Linked DNA regions of Homo sapiens: all the other regions are linked to region 2. The links are chromatin loops, found by intact Hi-C in ENCODE. Cell type or tissue: GM12878. All regions are shown on one strand.

Region 1 (2,500 bases), 230 kb after region 2:
GGTTTTCGAACCCCACAGTCAACTCCACAGAGCTCAGCCAGCATTAACTTAGAAACTTGAACAGTTTACTTAATCTTCCTGAGCCTTACTCTTCCCCCTGTGGAAAATGGAAATAATGCCTCCCAGGGTTGTTGAGAAAAAAATTAGGTACATATGTAAAATGCACAGCACAGTGACTACTATATATTAGGCACTCAATAAATGCACTTATTATTAATATTATTTCTAATAATAATATAATACAAAGTCATACTGCTAGTGTACAGATTATAATCTAAAATCATAATCTATAGCTATCTGAGAACAAGAGTAATGACCCACGGAACTCTCTCTTTTTATGTTTAGCTATTAAACATCTCTCAGCCCTTTGAATATGAAGCAGTATGTTTTACTTTGCTGTTCAACATCCATAAATATCTACTGAGTGCTTTTTGTGTGCAGGAACACAACAAACTCAAAAAATGAAGTTTGTCCTAAAGGGAATTACCACCTTAATCATGAGTCAAGAAACAACAGGTACAGAAAAATGTGGGTCACAGTGCTGCTTCTCAGAGCCCATTTGGTCAGAGTGCTTCCAGGATTCAGAGAAGGTTTTGGTTTTAGGAGCAGGGGGCACACAAAAGTCCTCTTTGGGAAATTAACGTTAAAGGAAAGGTAGGATATGAACATATGGAGAAGAGTAGAGACGCATCCTACACCAAGAGCTTGCGAGCAAAGAGTGCTGTGGAAGGAGTGATGGGAATTTAGGTTGAGGATCCTTCCTGTATTTGTCTCCAGCTGCCTTTATGATGGGTACCAAGATAGTGCACAGGGGCCGGAATGCTTAGTGAGTTCTGCAGTTCTGTGAATCAGCACAGTAGTGAGCTGTGTAGGAAGTTCAGCCTGCAAGCCGATTTGCCAGTTTGTGCAGAACCTTCCCCTATCAACAAGTTGGGCCCTTCTTGGCTGGCTGAGAGAAAGAATGGTCTTGGAATTTTGCTTTCTGAAATAGATTTTCTCAATTCAAATTAACTACAATTGTGTTGTTAATCCCCTTGTTATGGGATGAGAATATACTGCATTGAGATTAGAGCCTGAGAGATATGTTGAAGAACCTTGGATTCAACTCAAAGTTCCAAACAATGTGGTCTTCCCAGTAGGCTCTGTGGGCTTCGGCTGGAACAATGGCACCACCCGGTGGCCACAACAGTCTCTATTTGGAAGAATTTCCTTTGGGGCACATTTCACGAACTCCTAAAGCCCCATGTGTGCTGGGGCTGGAGATACAATGCTGAATAAAGCAGGCTAACTCCCTCAGGGGCTTGCAGGCTGATGGGCCTCACCAGTCCAGGTCCTGTGGGCTCAGTCAGCTCTGGTCCCCAGGGATTGCCCAGTGGGGAGCAGAGACAGCCCTTTTTTAACCCAGAGCTGACCTTAAGGTAGATGTCTACAGAGTGGGATTCCATGGATTACAAAATGGCCTCTTGGATCCACCTAACCCCTAATGCCTTAAATCTCTTTCACAGTTGACAAAACCTGTTCCTGTGCTTATTCATTTATTTAGCATGTATTTATCATTTGCCTCTATGACCCAGATACTATGCTTAGGGCTGAAGACAAAAATTTGCCTAAGAATTAGCCCTTACTTTCCATGCATGGCCCAAAGCTAAAGACAAGTCCTTCCATTATCCCCTGCATAGACCATGGAGCCCCTCCAGACTAGCCGGGCCCTGTGGCATCTACCATCTCACGTCCCTCAACACAACAGGTCCCTCAGCCCCAGTCCCCACTGTTCCTTGCACACCCCTCAGTCAGTTCTGCCACCACACTTTTTCTTGGCTGCTCCTCTTAAAAGAAATGCCTTCTCTCTCTCCTCAAGGATGGCTGTTCTGGAGGCCCCAAGCAGGGAGGGCCAAGCCAATGCTGTCAGAGAAAAATGATCTCCAACAGCAGATACTGATGTGAGTGGCTGCAAACTGCAGCAGCAACTACAGGTAGGCAAGCAAGTCTGGACCTGGGGAAAAGAGAGACAGCAGCTCACAGGGCAGAGATGAAGGAAGCTTTTCATGAACAGAAGCTCTTGTTCCACCCAGGAGTTCTAAGAGAGGCTGAAAATAGCAAGAAGATTTAGATCTAGCAGCTCTTAGGCATGAGAAAATATGTTTTACCCTGAAACTCAAGAAAAAGTAGGAAATAGAGGTGAATTCTGGGGATGGTGAGCAGGAACAGGACTCTGTGGAGTAGAGTGAGTGGAAATGTCGCTGAATGTGGTGACCAAAAGATAAAGTGTGGGACTAATTCAAACGTAGACTGTCTGCATCATCAGAAGGAAACTTCTAAATCCTCAGGAAGGCTGCTACACTCACATTGACAAAACCTGAGGGTCAGAGAATTACCTAATAAAAGGAAGGTGTCTGCATGTCTGGGTCAATGCTATGCCATATGGAAAAAGCACCCACAGGCCCAAGAACCTGACCCATGACAGAACAGTGGGCACATAAGCCCCTGAGAAATTAACAAT
Region 2 (2,500 bases):
ACACTCTGCATTTTTATGCCCCTAGCCCTGTATTTGAGAGCCATAGTGGGGAACAAGAGAAGACCAAAACAGAGTCCTGGACTCTGAGGCCTTCCCAGTCTTGTTCTAAGACTGTATAATCTGGTTCCTGAACAGTGCAGGTTGGATGGAAGTCATCAGGAAGAATGAGCCACACTGATCTCAGTAAACAAGGGAGGCCATTTATATTCACATTTTCTTACATCCACAGTCACACCAAAGCTTGGAACCAGCACATGCTTTGCCTGTAATTGGCACTCACAAAGTCTATCCTAGGTGATTAATCAGAACCTAGCATGAAAGTATAAGGACTATTCCACCTTCTCTCCAGAGCCAGAGAAAGGTGGTAGGAGGAACGCTTTTGTGTTTGTGGCATTTGTTTTGTTTTGATTTTTTGGGGGAGGGGAAAGAGTATTACTGGATTTCAATCAGTTTCCAGAGCTTTATATGAGACCAAAACTCAAGTGAAAATTCCGCTTGGCAAATATCCGTAACAGCCTGTGCTTAAGATCTTAGATATCCTAATGGATTTAAAACTGCAACTGTTCTTCAAATATTTCTACAAATTCCCCCAAACTTAACAGACTGACTCGTAGTTCAAAGAAAGTATCTTTTTTTTTTGCTGTGGAATTCCAAGCTGAGACAACCTGTTGACAAGCCTTCTCTCGAGGTCCCTGTGAAATGCAAATTGGCCCTTCTGCAGAAATCATTCTACAAGGGGAGCAGGTGGTCCAGATGTGGCTGGAATGGGTTTGTCTTTTCTAGAGCAATGATGTGATGTTCATGGCATGACCCCACTGATGGCCTTTAATTTCATTCAGTGGCTCTGAATTCCACCAGAACAAGATTGGTCTGGGAAGTCCCTGTGGTGAAAGGTCTGTACTGGGGCTCCATTATAAATGCACATTGTTCTTCTCTGCCACTCCCCCACAGAGCAATCAGATACACACACAGGCAGCCATGTGGTTGAAGGAGAGTCCCGTTACCATAGAGCTGCTGGTTTACAGAGCCAGTAGCTGAGGCAGTCCCCAGTGAGCTCTGAGATGTGGGACATGCTTTCTCGCCAGCACGTGCTGTTTTTTTGTATGTGGAAACACTTACCCAATTCCATTCAAGACCAGTTCAGTTCACTTCTCCAAAGGAGCAACATTTATAATTGAATTATTTAGGGAAGGTTTATTTACCATCACTGAGATATGAGATATGTCAACTAAATTATAATTATGTTTCTCTTAAGACATCCACTGAGATTACTCTGTTATTTTTTTAAACTTGCAAGGAGGATTCCACCTCTGTTCTCCTAGAGACAGGCTGTGTTTACAGATGGCCAGCCTCGATATTCTGAGTGGCAGAATGAAAAATTAATTTTCTTCAACTACATTACTGAGTAGTTAACTGCATCTCAGCAACCTATTTGTTTAATACACTGGAGTCCTCTTCAAAGAGCCTATGATTTATTCTCACCTTTGCCAAGAACTTCTTTCGAACACACACTCCTGAGGACAGGAAACAGGATTTCTGGGCTCCATCCCTGCCACTAACAAGCTGTTTTATCTTGAGCGAGTCACTGGCAGTCTCTGAGCCACAGAAAAACTGGCCTCATAATCTGGGAGATCCTCCCACCTACTCTTCTGCAGCTGCCCACAAATGCCGGAATCCGTGGTGAGAAGAGTTTTGTGTAATCACTCTCTGCTATTTATCTGCCTAGGAAAGAATGAAAGGAGAAATTAAGCATGGAAAGAAACATTTTGCATGAAGTATTCTCTCTCTCATTCCTCCCATTAATCTTTGCTTCCCCTGGCAAGTCCTTAAGAAGCAGGGAAAGCCATGTCAGGAGATGCCTCCCTCCTTCTGCCCATTCTTCTCTTTGCCTGAGTCCTCTGGGATCATTTCTTTTTCTCCTTTACACAGCATGAATATTCCCCTGCCTCTCTTTCGTCACACTCCCCTCCTTATGATGCTGCCCTGGAACCCCAGGGTCCTTCAAGCCCTCCCCTCACCTTCTCTTTGGGATGGTAATTTAGCACTAGGTACCCAGGATTTGATCCCGTTGTGGCTAAAAGGCTCGGTGCCCAGTAACAGAGTAAGAGCCTGGGAGGACAGGTGGGGCTCTGCAGAACATGACCACCATTCATCGATCCACTTCCCCTCCACGCTCTCATTTGTGACCAACATTTGTTGTGCACCTACCTCATACCTGGAGATGTGGAAGTGGATGTGGTTCTTATCCTTGTGGATCAAAGAGTCAAGAGCTGGGCTATAACCCATAGGAGAGCCATTAGTCACCTGTGACTGTCAAGCACTTGAAATGTGGCTAGTCCAAATTGAAGTGTGCTGCTAGGGTAAAATCATGATGGATTGGAAAGAGTACAAAAACAGAATGTAAAATGTAATAATTTTTAATATTAATTACATGTTGAAATGATAAATGGCTATATTGGACTAAAGTACAGTATTAAATTCACCTGTTTCTTTTTACTTT
Region 3 (2,500 bases), 360 kb after region 2:
AATGCAAATCAAAACCACAATGAGATACCATCTCACGCCAATCAGAATGGCTATTGTTAAAAAGTCAAAAAATAACAGATTCTTGCAAGGTTTTGGAGAAAAAGGAACACTTATACACTGTTCATGGGAGTGTAAATTAGTTCAAACATTGTGGAAGACAGGGTGGCGATTCTTCAAAGACCTAAAGACAGAAATATCATTCGACCCAACAATGCCATTACTGGGTATATACCCAAAGGAATATAAATCATTCTATTATAAAGACACATGCATGTGTATGTTCGTTGCAGGACTATTCACAATAACAAAGACATGTAATCAACCTAAATGCCCATCAATGAGAGACTGGATAAAGAAAATGTGGTACATACACACCATGGAATACTATGCAGCCGTAAAAGAGAATGAGATCATGTCCTTTGCAGGGACATGGATGGAGCTGGAGGCCATTATCCTAAGAAAACTAACACAGGAAGAGAAAACAAAATACCACATGTTCTCACTTATAAGTGGGAGCTAAATGATGAGAAAACTTGGACACGTAGAAGAGAACAACACACACTGGGACCTATCGGAAGGTGGAAGGTGGGAGGAGGGAGAAAATCAGGAAAAATAACTAATGGGTACTAGGCTGAATACATGGGTGATAAAATAATCTGTACAACAAACCCCCATGACACCCACTTACGTATGTAACATGTACCCCTGAACTTAAAAGAAAAGTTAAAAATAAATTAATTAATTAATTAATTACCAAGCCTCAGGCATTTCTTTATAGCAATGCAAAAATGGCCTAACACAGAAAGGACACAGTCCCTGCCCTCAAGGGGAATGTCTAGTAGGAAGGCAGTCAAGCAAAAAAGAGTAGGACCCCAGGACCACCAGTGCTCTAACAGGGACACACACAGAGAAAGGGCCCCACACAGCCTGGCAGGGGGGCAGTGGCAGGGTGGGCTCCTCATAGGTGACCTTTTAGCTGAGTCCCCAAGGATGAAAAAGAATAGCCAGATGGGGGAGTGGATAAGGGGTTGTCCAGGCAGAGGGGCCAGCAGGGACAAAGCAATGGGTGTGTGGGAGAGTGTGGAGAGGAGAGGGGAATTAAGTCACCTGAGAAGATTAGTGGCAGGAAGTGAGACAGGGCTAGGGTGTAGGGACTTTGTCCTGAGGACTTTAAGAAACCGGAATGAGCCCCCAGGGAGCAGAAGTGGAGGGCCTAGTAGCCCAGAAATCACAAAATGAAGCCAGACACCCAACCTGCGAAGGACACAGTGGCAAGTCCCATTCCGTCCTCTGGAAAGCGCCGAGATTGGTATCCTGAATTATTGGTTTTGTGTCGCCACCTGCTGGCAAATTTTAAATTTGGTTCAATCAAATATTCAAAGAGAGAAACTTAAAAAAAAAAAAAAACAGAATAATTGCAGGCAACTTCCTTGAAGTTACAAAAGACCAAGTTAGAGTAAAACTTATTATAAAAAGAATATTATTTGAATTTAATTCAATAACAGGAGAGGAAAGCCTCACCTGAGATTACTGGGTTCAAAACCAAGCTCTACTACTTACCTGGTAAAATCACTTCACTTATCTTACCTTGACGTCCATAAAGTGAGATAATATTTTCTCAACTCACAGTTGTTGAGGGGAATAAAAGACATCAAGTGTGTAAAGAGCCTGGCACGTGGTGGAAATCCAACAGGATTTGGGGTTAGGGTGGTGGAAAACCGGCTTTGCACATGACCTATGGCCACCTCCTGCAACTCCTCCACTTCCTGTACTGGAAAGCTTCACTTAATCCTTTAGGTCTGAGACCTCAGGGAATGACATAGCCCCACACATGAACCACAGGCCAGGACAACTCCCTGCTCCCTTTTCCACTTTCTTACAGACCCCAGGAACTGAGGTGTCCCTTTCTGTGTTTCATGACCTGAACACTTGACCTGGCTGCCGTATGGGCAAAGGTTTTTCCATCATGCCTCTTCCCAAACCTCCTGTGAAGCCTGCTGATACCTGACTAGTTGATAATCCTAGAAAAACAGACAGGGAGCAGCAGAAAAGACAGATGGGGGAATGAATAACTAAGCTGAAGAAATCTTTTGTGTGTGTGTGGGTTCATACTACAGGTATATGTGTGTATGTATGTATCTCATGGGTTACATGAGATATTTTGATATAGGCAAATAATACAGGCATTTATTTTTTGTGTTACAATCTAATTATATTCTTTTAGTTATTTTTACATGTCCAATAAATGATTGTTGACTGTAGTCACCCCGTCGTGCTATTAAATACTATATCTTACTCATTCTAGCTATATTTTTGCACTCATTAACCATCCCCATTACCCTTCCCACTAGCCTTCTCAACCTCTTGTAACCTACCTTTTACTCTCTATTTCCATGAGTTCAATTGCTTTAATTTTTAGCTTCCACAAATAAGTGAGAACATGCAAAGTTTGTCTTTCTTTGCCTGGTTTGTATCACTTAACATAATGACCTTAGTTCCA

Evidence for each region. Peaks named below come from ENCODE experiments on the same cell type or tissue, not always from the same donor. Only the 100,000 strongest peaks of a DNase experiment are listed, where the experiment ranks them.
Region 1: it touches region 2 in a loop (7-fold over the local background); 3 of 110 quality-filtered maps call a loop at or near these places.
Region 3: it touches region 2 in a loop (5-fold over the local background); 5 of 110 quality-filtered maps call a loop at or near these places.

Annotation. Positions count from the first base shown.
Region 1 is chr3:140,736,101-140,738,600 of GRCh38, forward strand. No RefSeq gene overlaps it. Among named protein-coding and RNA genes, the nearest start is that of TRIM42, 59 kb to the left of the region's middle. In GM12878, a CTCF peak has its summit at 1,165 (motif pointing left); no DNase peak of the experiment used is centred here.
Region 2 is chr3:140,504,444-140,506,943 of GRCh38, forward strand. All of the region lies in intron 8 of CLSTN2 (calsyntenin 2), which reads left to right. It overlaps CLSTN2-AS1 (CLSTN2 antisense RNA 1), which reads right to left. Exons shown (of 2, transcript NR_108084.1): 1 at 2,209-2,500; 2 at 1,175-1,722. Among named protein-coding and RNA genes, the nearest start is that of CLSTN2-AS1, 3.1 kb to the right of the region's middle. In GM12878, no CTCF peak of the experiment used is centred here; a DNase peak (open chromatin) is centred at 988.
Region 3 is chr3:140,862,570-140,865,069 of GRCh38, forward strand. No RefSeq gene overlaps it. Among named protein-coding and RNA genes, the nearest start is that of SLC25A36, 78 kb to the right of the region's middle. RefSeq lists an enhancer at 1,289-1,338. In GM12878, a CTCF peak has its summit at 1,338 (motif pointing left); a DNase peak (open chromatin) is centred at 1,292.